3 separate regions of the Homo sapiens genome follow, and regions 1 and 3 are each linked to region 2. Evidence: chromatin contacts called from ENCODE Hi-C or POLR2A ChIA-PET data. All regions are on one chromosome and are shown on one strand. The core of a region is the stretch at or near the end of the contact, and the rest is flanking DNA. Distances in the headings are between cores, read along the strand shown. Region 1 has its middle 20 kb from the start of GBGT1. Region 2 holds the start of BRD3 (bromodomain containing 3). Region 3 holds the start of RALGDS (ral guanine nucleotide dissociation stimulator).

What was found. A loop is a pair of places that touch in the nucleus more often than their neighbours do. ChIA-PET counts read pairs that join two places held with the same protein, here RNA polymerase II (POLR2A). Pooled maps may share reads with other maps.
Region 1: a loop to region 2 is called in a map of B cell, with 15 times the contacts of the local background. The contact joins the enhancer-like site here to the promoter of BRD3 in region 2. A Hi-C loop is called at or near these places in 4 of 168 maps with a recorded cell type or tissue (B cell, CD8-positive, alpha-beta T cell, naive thymus-derived CD4-positive, alpha-beta T cell and 1 more), 22 of 37 single-sample maps with no recorded cell type and 17 of 50 pooled maps. POLR2A ChIA-PET finds 5 or more read pairs at or near these places in 1 of 52 experiments (activated T-cell).
Region 3: a loop to region 2 is called in a map of CD8-positive, alpha-beta T cell, with 21 times the contacts of the local background. The contact joins the promoter of RALGDS here to the promoter of BRD3 in region 2. A Hi-C loop is called at or near these places in 3 of 168 maps with a recorded cell type or tissue (A673, CD8-positive, alpha-beta T cell and naive thymus-derived CD4-positive, alpha-beta T cell), 7 of 37 single-sample maps with no recorded cell type and 14 of 50 pooled maps.

What each region holds. Positions count from the first base shown.
Region 1 is chr9:133,142,092-133,146,274 of GRCh38, forward strand. It overlaps a transcript of RALGDS not described here. Among named protein-coding and RNA genes, the nearest start is that of GBGT1, 20 kb to the right of the region's middle. RefSeq lists enhancers at 218-497, 548-597, 997-1,126, 1,177-1,266, 1,719-2,278 and silencers at 2,425-2,524, 2,555-2,674. Within about 2 kb of position 2,365, at least 27 of the 41 ENCODE cell types and tissues checked have a DNase peak (open chromatin) inside an H3K27ac peak, as active enhancers do; they include B cell, CD8-positive, alpha-beta T cell and natural killer cell, where a contact is called at or near this core.
Region 2 is chr9:134,065,253-134,069,309 of GRCh38, forward strand. It overlaps BRD3 (bromodomain containing 3), which reads right to left and starts at 2,774. Exons shown (of 12, transcript NM_007371.4): 1 at 2,693-2,774. RefSeq lists silencers at 2,220-2,469, 2,650-3,379.
Region 3 is chr9:133,118,633-133,122,663 of GRCh38, forward strand. RALGDS (ral guanine nucleotide dissociation stimulator) reads right to left here and starts at 2,608. Exons shown (of 18, transcript NM_006266.4): 1 at 2,340-2,608. The coding sequence starts at 2,522. RefSeq lists an enhancer at 1,512-2,208 and a silencer at 2,188-2,897.

The DNA of each region.
Region 1 (4,183 bases), core at 1,115-3,614, 920 kb before region 2:
GAAGCGGCCTCTGTTGCTAGGGGACTGGCTTGATGCCGGGTGGCTGGCAGAGTGGGGAGATGGGGAGGGGGGAGTGGACTGGGGTGTCCCTCAGGAAGGATCCAGGGGCAGAGTCTACTGGGTCCTGTGTCAGGGTGGAGGGCCATGAGAAGTATCTGAGGAAACTCAGCAGGTCAGGCCCCTTCCTCCCCAGGCTCTAATGAAGGTCCTGGACCCTGGTCTCTGCATTTTCTCTTTCAGCCTCAGAGTCTTCTTTTTGGGCCAGGGGTGGGTGTGCGCTGGTGGGGGTTGGAAGTGAGCCATCGGAAAGCCCATCGGAAAGCCCCAGCCCGGAGCCTTCCTGCAGGCAAGTATTTTGGGGGCCAGCAGTTGCCAAGCAACTGCTCTGGGTTGCCACGGGAACACTCCCTTTTTTCTGGGGCTTGTCATTCTTAGGGGGATGCCACAATGCTTCCCGTTCCCTTTCCTCTCCACTTCCTCACCCTGGCTTGGCTGCCCTGGGAGGGGACACTGGGAGTCCATAAGCTCACACCCCACCCCTATGGGGGGGCCCACATACCCCTGGCCCTAAGACTCTTTGAGGCTCCAGAATCAAGAACCCCCAAAATGCAAAGCCCAGAGTCCAAGGCCTTCATTAGAGCAGGGAGACGATGAAAGGGGCTCATTAGCTCTGTTTATGTCTCCTTGCCGCCATTAACCACCACTTGGGGCCTAGGGCCTCCCAGCCCCGCCCTGCCCAGCAGCCGGGCCCAGCCCTGACCGTTGGAAGGCCACTGTAATTGGAAGGAATGTGGTCCTGGTGCCTGGCCCTTCCCAGGCTTGTGTGCACACGGGGAGGCGCCATTGCCAAGCTGCCACTACCTAGCTGTGGGAGTTCCTTCCCCTTCCAGTGCCTCAGTTTCCCCACCTGGAAGTGAGGATGGCAGTGGCACTTATCTTGCAGAGTGCTGAGCAGATACAAGGGACACTTTAGCACAAGGCCTACAGGCTGGCTGTCATCACCAGGCACCTCTGCAGCAGGGGACAGAGGGAAGGACTCTGTGGAGAATAGTCCTGTGGCTAGCGTGCAATGGTGACTGACCACGCCACTGATGGCAGAGTGGCCACTGAATCCAGGTCCCCAGGCTCGCAGCCCATGCCTTCTCCACAAGATCTGTCTGCCCCATACCCCTGAGCCTTCCACAGAAGCCAGGGTGCTTCCCACAGGCCAGGCACCCAGCGCCAGCCAGGTGTACAGAGGCCAGTATCTGCTGTGTGAATCAATCGCTGAACCAACTGTCAAGGACCAGCAGCCTCAGGGGCGGGCCTGGTAGCTCGGTGAGCGAGGAGGTGGTGGGAGGGCCTTGTGCGGGTAGGGAGGTGACAGTAAGAAATGGCCTCTTGCTGGATGCAGTGTCTCAAGCCTTTAATCCTAGCAGTTTGGGAGGCCGAGGCGGGGGGAATCCCTTGAGCCCAGGTGTTTGAGACCAGCCTGGGCAACATGGTGAAACTGTTTCTACAAAAAAAATCCAAAAATTAGCTGGGAGTGTTGGCGTGCACCTGCCGCCCCAGCTACTCTGGAGGTCTGAGCCCAGGAGGTCGAGGACGCAGTGAGCCGTGATCTGGCCCCTGCACTGCAGCCTGGGCCACAGAGCAAGACCCTGTCTCAATAATAATAATAATAATAATAATAATAATAATAACAACAACAACAACAATAATAATAATAATAATAATAATAATAATAATAAAATAAAGGAATGGCTTCCACTCATTCCACTCCTGGGCCAGCGGCCCGCTGTGCACTCCGCTCCCTTTCGCTGATGCCATGTGAGCAGCTCCATGGCGGGGACCTGACCCCTGCTCCTCAGCCCCACACTGCCTCGCCCCTTTGTATATCAAAGGCGCCTCTGAGGGGCTGTGCTGACCCCCACCAGGAGCAGCAGGACCACCTCAGGCATCCCAGCTCCCCTGAGGCAGGGTCTGGGGCTGGGGTTGGGGGGAAGGACCCCTCAAGTCTCTATCTGCACAGACAGCCCACCCGTGCCCAGGGCTGCCTTCCGAGCACCCGCAGACCTGGGCCTGCAGTAACAGGAGAGCTATCTGCAAACCGCAGTGTCATCAGCCGCACGGCCTCTGGAGAGGCCTGAGAAAGGCCGGCTCAGCTTGCAGGCGAGGAACCAAACGAAAGGCAAACTCCTGGCCCCTGCAGCCTCGCAGGTCCCCTATCCCTCCTCCCTGCCTTCCTTTCCGCCCCGCTGACACCACGGTCTGCAAACCATGGTCCTCCTCGCCACCCCTGTCACCTCCTCCTCCGCCCCCCGCCGGCCTCCGACGCAAAGTCGCCACCCAGTCACCCCGCCTCGGCCCCGCCTGGTTTGATTTCCTCCCGTGTGTGTCACCCATGAGGTGGCCGTGCCCCTGGCCTGTTTACAGCTGTGCGCAAGCTCCTCGCGACCCGAAAGCGAGACCTTTGTCTGCGGCAGCTCCGCGCCGGGCTGGGCGGCCGCACGGGAGGGCACAGCGCCACCTGCTGGTGCTGCCGCCAGAGCGCGCCAAGCTGAGGAGCAGGCGGGCTCCGCTCACGCCCCCACACCCCCTGGCTGGGGGCTGGGTTCCTGCGATGTCTTCCGACTCCCCGCTGCTCCCCTAGTCCCCGTAGGCACGCGGGTACCCGGCCTTTGGGAGGGGGATCATTCCCAATACTCCTGTTACGGGTTGAACTGTGTCCCTGAACAAAAAGATCTCTGGTACCCGTGAATGAGATCTTATTTGGAAATAGGGTCTGTGCGGATAGAATCCGGATGAGGTCATACTGGATTAGGGTGGGCCTTAATCCAATGACTGCTATCCTTATGATAACAGGGAAAATTGGACAGACACGCACAGGCGGACAGACACGAACTGATGAAGGCACAGTTTGCAGTCACACGTCTACAAAACCAGGAACGAATGCCAAGGAAACTGGCAGCCACCAGAGGTTGGAAGATGCAAGGAAGTATCCTCTCCTAGAACCTTCAGAGACAGCATGGCCTTGCTGACCCCTGGATTTTGGACTTCTGGCCTTTAGAACTGTGAGAGAATACATTTCTGTTGTGTTGAGCCACCCAGCACTTTGTGACAGCAGCCCAGGAAGCTGACCCGATAGACACTGGTCCCAGTCATCACCCTCTGTGCCATCACCACACCTCCCCTCCACGAATCAACCACGACCACAGGACACCTCCTTCTGGAATCTCTCTGTGCCCACGCACTCCCCAGATGAGCACTTCCCCTTCCCCTGGCAACTCCCCGGATTCTTGTTACCCCCACCCCCCGCCCCGGCATGGCCTGGGCCCAGGAGACAGATACGAAATGAATGAGTGAATATCCACCTTTGCTACTTCGTCATATTCAGATGTTCGTAAAAATCTGTATGTTCGTCATATTCAGATGTTCGTAAAAATCAAGTGGCAGCAGTGCTGGGGGTTAAGGAAATGGGGAGAGTGATGGCAGATGTGTGAGGGGAGACAAGGGGCACTTCCAGGTACTCACAGCCACCCTGGGAGCTGGGACAGCCAACCAGTGTGTTCTCATGCTCCCAGCCCCTGAGGCTCAGAGAGGGGAAGCCATCTGGGTCACCAAGCTCCTGCCTCTTGCCAGTTCTGTGACCCCAAACTAGCCATTGTGCCTTTCAGGGCCTCCCCAGTCTCCTGACCTGCACAATGGGGATGGTTCTAACGTCTACTTCCTGGGGACATCACCACGCTAATGTGAGACAATACTACAAAACCTGTTAGCTGCCTCACAGACTTAGAGATGGAAGGATTAGGAAGGAAAAGGGCCTTCAGAGACTGCAGGGTCCTGCTGACCCCTGGATTTTGGACCTCTGGCCTTTACAACTGTGAGGAAAGAAACTTCTCACAGGGGCGAGACACAGCCCGGAATACAAGTCGGACAGGCTGGGCACTGGTGCTGTGATCTGGGGAAAGTCACTCCCTTCTTGGTCTGGTTTCCTCATTTGCACCATGAACGGGTTGAAAATGAAGCAAAAATCAGATATCGGCCCCCTGTGGCATATGGGAGCATCTTCCAATGGGAACACCTTCCAATGGCTCCCATGATGTTTGTTTGTTTGTTTGTTCGTTTGTTTATTGAGACAGGGTCTGGCTCCGTCGCCCAGGCTGGAGTGCAGTGGCATGATCTTGGCTCACTGCACTCATCA
Region 2 (4,057 bases), core at 1,524-4,023:
TCTCTACTAAAAATACAAAAAATTAGCTGGGCGTGGTGGCGGACGCCTGTAATCCCAGCTACTTGGGAGGCTGAAGCAGGAGAATTGCTAGAACCCGGGAGGTAGAGGTTACAGTGGGCTGAGATCGTGCCACTGCACTCCAGCCTGGGCAACAATGCGAGACTCCATCTCAAGAGGAGAAGAGAAAAAAAAAAAAAAAGGAACCTGCCTAGGACAGGAACCCCGTCAGGTCAGTTATACTTTGATGACCGGTCAAGGAAGCAAGAGGAGGATCCTCTGACCAACTGCGTTAACTGCTTTGAAAACCAAGAGACCCGCAGCACGACTTCAGGCATGCCCCCACCTCCCAGGCAGCAACGCTGGGAAGAGTAGGCCCCGGTTCCCCATACCCCGCCCCGGTACCGTGTGTATCCACAGCAAAACATGGCTCTTCCCATCGACAACTGGGCATAGCTGTTGGTTTTGTGCCAATCACCCCACTTGGGAAACCCTGAGCCACCATGCCTCAGGGAAAGTGGTGGCACTTCCTGGTGGCACCAGGAATCGCACAAGGCCATCACTGCCGCCTGGTGCACAGGGCTCCCGCGGCTGGCATCTCCAGAGCCTGGAGGAAGAGGGTAGAGGAAGGTAGCACCGGCTGCAGCAGGCCTGGCTGCTTCGCTCTGCACACCCCCACTTTCACTTTCTGGGTATGACTACTTCGGAGTGTAGGGCAGGCACTGTTTGCAAGTCCCGTCCTTCATTCAAAGCTCACTCACTTCCGAAGCAGGCGCGAGCTGTTGTCAAAGGAAAGTAATTACTCTACTTTCTAAAAACAAAACAAAAATAAAAATGGAGTGACTGCCCACTCGGAGAAAGCTTTTGAAATCCCTCCTCCCCGGATGTCCCAACGGCAGGGCTCAGGCTGGAGCTGCTCCCACAGTCTTTCCAGGCACCCGGTGCCCTGCTGAGGCACCGGGCCTCTGAGGCTACCCGGAAGGTCAGAAAGAAATGCCCCTCGCTCGCCTGCAGCCCGTCCTGTTACAGCGTGTGCCTTATCTTTCATGATCAGTAACCACCAGCACCCATCAAGGCCTCAACAGAGAAAACGGCAAACACAGACCTTTATTTGCAAATGAGAGGCTGCATCAGGGCTGCCAGGGAAGAACCCGGAGGGAGGGCTCCCTAACCCCCGAGGCCAGCCCCTTGCAGGGGTTCAGACCTTCCTTAGACCCCGTTGGAAGCCAGTAACAAACTACTTTCCCCAGAAAAATGCCATACAACTTTGCATAGATTCCAGGATCTCCCCAGGCATACTACATGGACCCAGGAAAAAAAAAAAACCCTCCATTTTAAAGAAAAGAGTAAGGGGAAAAGCCTACAAAAGAGCAGGGTAAAAAGAAAACTCTTTTCCTCTTCTGTTCCTTCTCACAGGGTAGGGCGGGGGAGGACGGGACACACGAAGCTGCCTCTTGCAGTTCCAGCCCAATTACTCTGCCCACCAATGCACTACAGTCTCCCCTCCTGGTTAACTTTTGCAGACAATGACCAAGTTTAATGTAAGGGGGAGAAATCCCAGTATCTATTTCTGAGCAGAAAGCTTTCAACCAAAATTAAAGATCGCAACCACTCAAGGATTGGGTCGAACGGAGGAACCCACACGATGGACGCCGGGTCCCTGCCCCCGGTGGGTCTCGGCGGGCCGAGTTCTCGCCCTCCAGGGAAAGGAGGCCGCGCGAAGCCCCCATCCCGGCCCTGCCCCCGAACGAGCAACCGGTGGAATAAGACTTCCCGCACGCCCCAGCTTTATTCACAGAGAGCCCACCAGGGCCATGTGGGTGTACACGGTTCGGGGTGCGCATTTCTCCCCGGATGGGCTTGTATCACGTTGTCACTCCGGCGCCCCCCAAAAGTGGGAAGGAGGGGAAGCACCCCCGTCCCTCCCGCTCCAACTCGCCCTCGCCCGGATTAAGCGATTTTCAGGCTGATTTCAAAACGGGAACTGGGTCTCCCCCTGGTTTGGGTGCAATAATCCGGCAACTCAGGGGGGCTCAAAGTCAGCTCTGGGCCCGTAACTCTGGGAGGAGGCCGCGCAGAGCCCAGGGCCGAGCCCGGCCTTGCCCCCCGCCCCGGCCGCGGCGCGCGGCGACGGTCCCCAGGCGCGGGCCCCAGCAACGGCTCGGGAGCGAGGCCGGCGGAACAGGCGCGGGGAAAGTGGCCCCGCGGAGCGCACGGCCGCAGGCCGGGGCCGCCGCGCGCACCTTCCCCCTCCGCGTCCTCCCTGGGTTCCCCCTTCGAAAGATGGCGGGCGGAGGAAAGGGGGAAAAAAATCCCTTCCGTGAGGGAGGGCGCGCGGAGGCCGGGCTGGCGCGGGGCGCGCGGGCCGCGCCAACTCCGGGCTGCGCGCCCCGGCCGCAGCGACGCCCCGAGTCCGGGACGGAGGCGGCCAAGCGGGAGCGGGAGGAGGGGAGCGGAGCCCGCGCCACCGCCGCCGCCACCGCCGCCGCGACCCCGGGCGGCCGCCGCGCTTTGTTGCATCGTGGCCGCGCACAAAGGCGGCGGCGGCGGCGGCGGCCCCGGGCGCCCGGTTCACCCGGACGCGCCGGCGGACTGCGCGGGGCGCTCGGGGCCGCGCTCCCCGGCCCAGCCCGGCCCGCCGCCGCCCGCGCCGCCCGCCGCCCCGCGCGCGCAAGGAAGCAAGAGAAAGGCGTACTTGGCCTCGCGGCTCCGGCGGCCGTCCCCTCCCGGCCCGCGCGGCCGGCTCCTCTTTGGCTCGCCGGCCCCGGCAGCATAATAGACGCGCCGGAGCCGAGCAGGGCTCATGCGCTGCGCCGCGGCGCCTGGCGGGAGTCGTAGTCCGCGGCCGGGCCCGCGCCGGGGCCGCCCAGGGGAGGCCGCGGGCGCGCGGACTACATGTCCCGGCCCCGCCGGCGCCGCGCCCCGCCCCGGGGGCCCCCGCCCGCCCCGCCGACCCGGCCGAGAGCGGGCCTGGCCCGGGGGGCGCGCGGGGGCGGGGCTCGGCGCCCGCCCGGCAGGGCAACAACGCTGGGACCCCGTGGGCCGTTCCCCGCCCGGGCCCGCACGGCTCTCCTCACCCCGTGTCGGGGACAGCGCCTGGCGGCGGATTTTCCGGTGCCCCAGGACGGCATGGAAGAAGCGGGCACGCAGCCAGCACCGCAGCCCCCGTCCGGGCACCCCGAGGCCCGCGGGAGCCACCCTCGAACCCCGGCCGCGCACGGGCGGGGCGGCGCGCACCTGCCGGGAGCCCGTGTTTGTAAACAAACCGCGCGCCTAATTAGCCTGGCGGGAGCGCGCGCGCGGGGCGGGGGGCGGGGCGTCGGTGCGCGCGGGCAGGTCGGCCCCGCCCGGGGAGGAGCCGCGCTCTGCCGCGCCCTCCGTGTCACCATCTCCCCCACCCGACTTGCTGGGGCGCGGGCGCCCAAGTTCGCTGTTGCTGGAGAGGGCGCCAAGTCCCCAGAGCTGGCGAAGAGTTAGGGGTGCTCCCAGCTCTGCCTGGGGACCTTCTCGCCCCAAGCCCCGGTTTCCCCATCTGCCCAGTGAGGGGCGGGAACTAGATACCAGGTTCCCAGCCTGAGATTCCGGGAGAGGGCCACCCCTGGCCCTTTTTCTGTATCTTGAAAGGTTCAGCCCGTGGACACGTTTTGCATCTTGTTTTGGGTGATGACGACTCGGGTTTACACATAAATCAAGTTGTGGGGGGGGGGGTTTTGTTGTTTTTTTGGTTTTTGTTTTTTTTTTTTTTTTTTGAGACGTTAGTTTCGCTCTTGTCACCCAGGCTGGAGTGCTGTAGTGTAGTGAGTGGCTCGATCTCGGCTCACTGCAACGTCCGCCTCCCGGGTTCAAGCCATTCTCCTGGCTCAGCCTCCCGAGTAGCTGAGATTACAGGCACCCGCCACCACGCCCGGCTAATTTTTGTATTTTTTAGTAGAGATGGGGTTTCACCGTGTTGACTGGGCTGTTCTCAAACTCCTGACGTGAGATGATCCGCCCACCGCGGACTCCCAAAGTGCTGGGATTACAAGCGTGAGCCAACGCACCCGGCCACATAAATCAATTT
Region 3 (4,031 bases), core at 1,358-3,857, 950 kb before region 2:
CTTGCTTCCTCCAGGTAGCTCTCCCCAGCGTCCTGTGGCCCAAAGCACTTTTGCCTTCCTCTGAGCCATAAGCTTCCCTACTGCTCACCTGACCTCAGGGCTTCTGGGCTGCCTGGGCTTCCTCTGACTCCTGGTGGCTCCTGCACACAGTAGGTGCCACAGAGAACACAGCCCATGCTTAAATCCTGGCTGCGGCCCTTGCTGGCTGCACGGGTGTTTAGGTCAGAGACTTCCCTTCTCTGACCCCCTAGCTTCCTAGAAGGTGGTGTTGGCACCTACTCTGTAGGGTTGGTCTAAGGCAGATGAAGTGAGGGGGTGGCCCACAACCTGCACTTTTTGTCTGGCCAAAGCAACAGCCTGTCCAGAGATGGGGGCACGGACCAGGTCACCTCCAGAAAGCAAGAACTGTGCAGGCCAAGCTGGGTCATTGGTGGCTTGGCTTAGAATCGGGAAGATAAGCGGAAGCCCAGATGTGAGGAGATCTGGCAGCCCAGAGGGAAGCACCGGGTGGAAGCTAGGTAGGGAAACAGGGATGCGGGGGAAGGCAGAAACTGTCTGGTGGTTTCCAGAGAGGACAGGGACCAAGTGCGCAGCGTCAGCTCTGGCAGGCCACATAGACACCAGGAAACCAGCCCCAGGACGGGGGGTGTTGGCAGGAGGGACAGGGACTTCCCCGCCCCCTCCCTTGGGCCCTTGGTAAATGGTCATTGTGTTCAGTTTCCGGCAGTGGCCTCCTCTCCTGCCAGGATCCTGGTTTTCCTGACCCAGCCAGAAGCTTCCCCTTTGATTTCTAAATAGCAGTCGAGGTCTGGATCTCAGTGCTGAGGCTGGGCAAGGAGCGCCAGGGCCAGAGAGAGGGAAGACAAGACCCCCAGGCAGGGGTGGGGCTCAGCTCTGCCTCTCCCTCAGTTCCTCAGGGACGGAGAGAGGGAACCTGCACGGCCACTGTGAGCGCTCCGCCGGACCCTCCCAGCACACAAAGCCCGAGCTGCTGCCAGAGGTAATGAAAGCCAGATGAGCGCTGGGCTGGTGTCAGCCTCCCACCCCCACCCTCCCAGGGGTCCCTCTCCAGCCGCCAATGAGGACCAGAGCCCTGGATAGATGAGGGTTGAGGGAACACGTCTGGTCCGGCCATCTGCCAAGCTCAGGAGGAAAGGGTCTCTCAGGCGTGTGGTGTTCCCCCACCAAGAGCTCTGCCCAACACTGGGCGGAGAAACAAGTCGCATCCAGGCCCTGTCTAGGTACCGGGACACCAAGAGGCACGAGACTCAGGCTAACAATCGCCAGCAATCACAACGCGCCACAGTCTAAAGCCATGAAGCGACTGGAGACGCAGCAAGGCAACACGATGCCGCACGGGGACTCAGGAGGTTCACTGTGAAGGCTGCAGCCCAGCCAAAGCTCTGATGGGCCCTGAGCCCCCGATCCAGGAATGGCCTCTGTGCAGGCCCTGTGCCCAGGCAGAGCAGGGCGAGGGGGGCATCTCTGGATTCCACTCCCTCTGCTGTGTAGTCAGCAGCAGTCAGGTGGGAGGCAGATGGCACCACCCAGAGACCCAGGGCACACGAGAAACAAGCCCCCGCCCTCACCTAGTCACCCTCCCCTCCATCCATCACAGGTACACCACTCCCTTCTCTGAATCCTACCCAGTCCTTACCGATTCAGGGTGTTGGCACTCTTTCCAGTTAAGCAGAAACAAGTCTTGCCCGCCCTGGGCCTGGGCCACCCTCCTCCCCTCACCACCAGGACATCTGGTCCCACGTGTTGGAGGCCTGCTGCTCCACCCCATCCCCCGACCCCCCCCCCACCCCGCTCTGAGCAGCCCCGATGTCCCTGGTCACCAGATCCACATCTGCCCCAAGTAGGGTCTGTCTGGAAGGCCCCTATGGTCTCATCACCTCTGAGGATTCTAGGATTTGGCCTTCCCGACCACTTGTTCCACACCTGCATCGTAAAGGCTAACGACGCGCTGCGGGCCCTGGGTGGGAACTGAGTGAAATAAGGCACAGGCCACCGATGTAAACAGGGACAGTGCCGCAGAAAAAGGTCCACCTGGGCTGCAGCGGCCTTGGTGACAGCAGGCCCTGGAACGGTATTGAGGGGCGCAAAACCCCAGCCGTGGTCCCTACTGTTGGACGGGGCGCGGCGGCAGCCCCCACTGCCCACCCTGCTGGCTGATTTCTGCAGAAGGCCCCGACCCCCACCTATGGAGGAGAGAGGAGGGAGGCGGCCCGCTGGGATCGCCCGGCCCCGTCCGGGGCTCGCCCCGACCTGCCCAGCTCTGCCGCGGGTGGGGAGGCTCCGACGCACCCCCCGCCCGACCGCCCCAGCTCACCCACCTCCGGGCGCGGCAGGTCGGGGTCTAGCTGCGTGAAGCTGTGCAGCACCACCGGGCAGCTGTCGGGGACGCCCACCTCCAGGCGCACGGCGTCCCACACGCTGCGGCTCCGCCGGGAGCCCGGAAACAGCGGCTCGGCGCCGCCAGCAGGCCCGGCCGCCTCGGCCCACATGCGCTGCACCATGGAAGGCTCGCAGCGCGGGCGCGGGGCCGGCCCGGCGCGCGGCGGGGGCGGCGGCGCGGCCCGCGCGGCTGGGCTTTGCCACCGCTGTGAGCCCGCGGCCCGGCCCTGCTGATGTCAGGCTGGGGGGCGGGGCCGGAGGGGAAGAGGGTGGGGCCGGGGAGGGGCGGAACCGGAGAGTCCGAGGGACGCGTGCGTGCGCGCGCCCGCGGCCCCGCCCTCGCCGAGGTCAGACCCGGGGCGGGACCGGGAGCCTGGAGGGGCGGGGTCTGAACAAAGAGGGCGGGGCCGGGGAGGTCGAGGGGTGCGCGTTGGCTGGGTCTCCCGGAGGACCGGCTGTCACGTGTGTCGTGGGGCCTTGGGTACCCCGGTTAGGCACCGTTTGCGTGTCACGCTGCTGCAGTGCGTGTGTTGCGTAGGGCTGAAATGTGTACGTGCTGATCATGTGTGGGGAAGCCGCCCTGGAGTCAGCTACCCCGAATTCCAGCAAAGCCTCTCCCCAACTCTGTGGCCTTCCACAAGTTGCTTAACCCCTCTGAGCCTCACTGTTTCTTCATCTGGAAAATCTGGGTAGTGAAAATGACTTCCTCAAACAGTTGCGGGGAGGATGACATTACGTAATGGACATGAAGCACTCAGCACTGAGCACCTGCACCTGACTACAGGCTCAGGCGGAGTTTGGAGAGGCTGACCATGTGTTCAGTGACCCTGTCAGTGCAATTGGAAATCCTGAGTGTGGGGCTGTGTGTGCAGTGGGGGAAAGGGTCAGAGAGTGGGGCCCTACCTTTTTGGGGCAAAGCCCCACACTATCCCCTTACAGACACCCTCAGAGGAGGGGAAGCCAGGGAGGTGGGGGAGAGCGGAAGGCACCAAGGTTGGGGCTGAGAGGCATCTGACAAGGAGGAAGGCATCAAGAGTGACAACGCTGGGCAGAGCACATGGCTGCGTGGCCTGTCAGCTGGGGCTGCTTGTGGCTTGGACATCCCTGGTCTCAGGGTGGAAGTGGGGCTGCTGGGGCTGAAGGGGAAGCAGGGACAGGGACATCCTCAACTACTCTTTCTGGAAGCCAGTGAGGAAGGAAGACAGCCTGGGGCTTAACAGCAGGGCCAGGAGAATGGATGAATGAATGGGACCCTTCCTCATGCCTCACTCATCACTGGGCCTGCCCTGGCCTCAGCCTTCAGTCTTCATGGAGGCCAGCAATTGCTGCCAGCAGCCCTGGCCATGCCAACCTCCCCAGGTCTGGTCCGTACTATTGGGCCTCAGTTTCTCCATCTGTAAACTGAGAGGGCGGGACCAGACAGCACATTCCACGAGCACATCTTGCCCCCTTCCCAAGTGCCAATCCTCAGACACCCACGAAACACTTCCACTGTGACTGGAGTGAGGCGGCAGTTCATCCGTTCAGAACAAGACCCCCATGTGCACACGACTAGAAGGGCCTACTTCACAAAAATTATGGTGGTAAGTTGCAGCTGGGTGGAAGCTCTACTGGTTTTCATTTTACTTCTC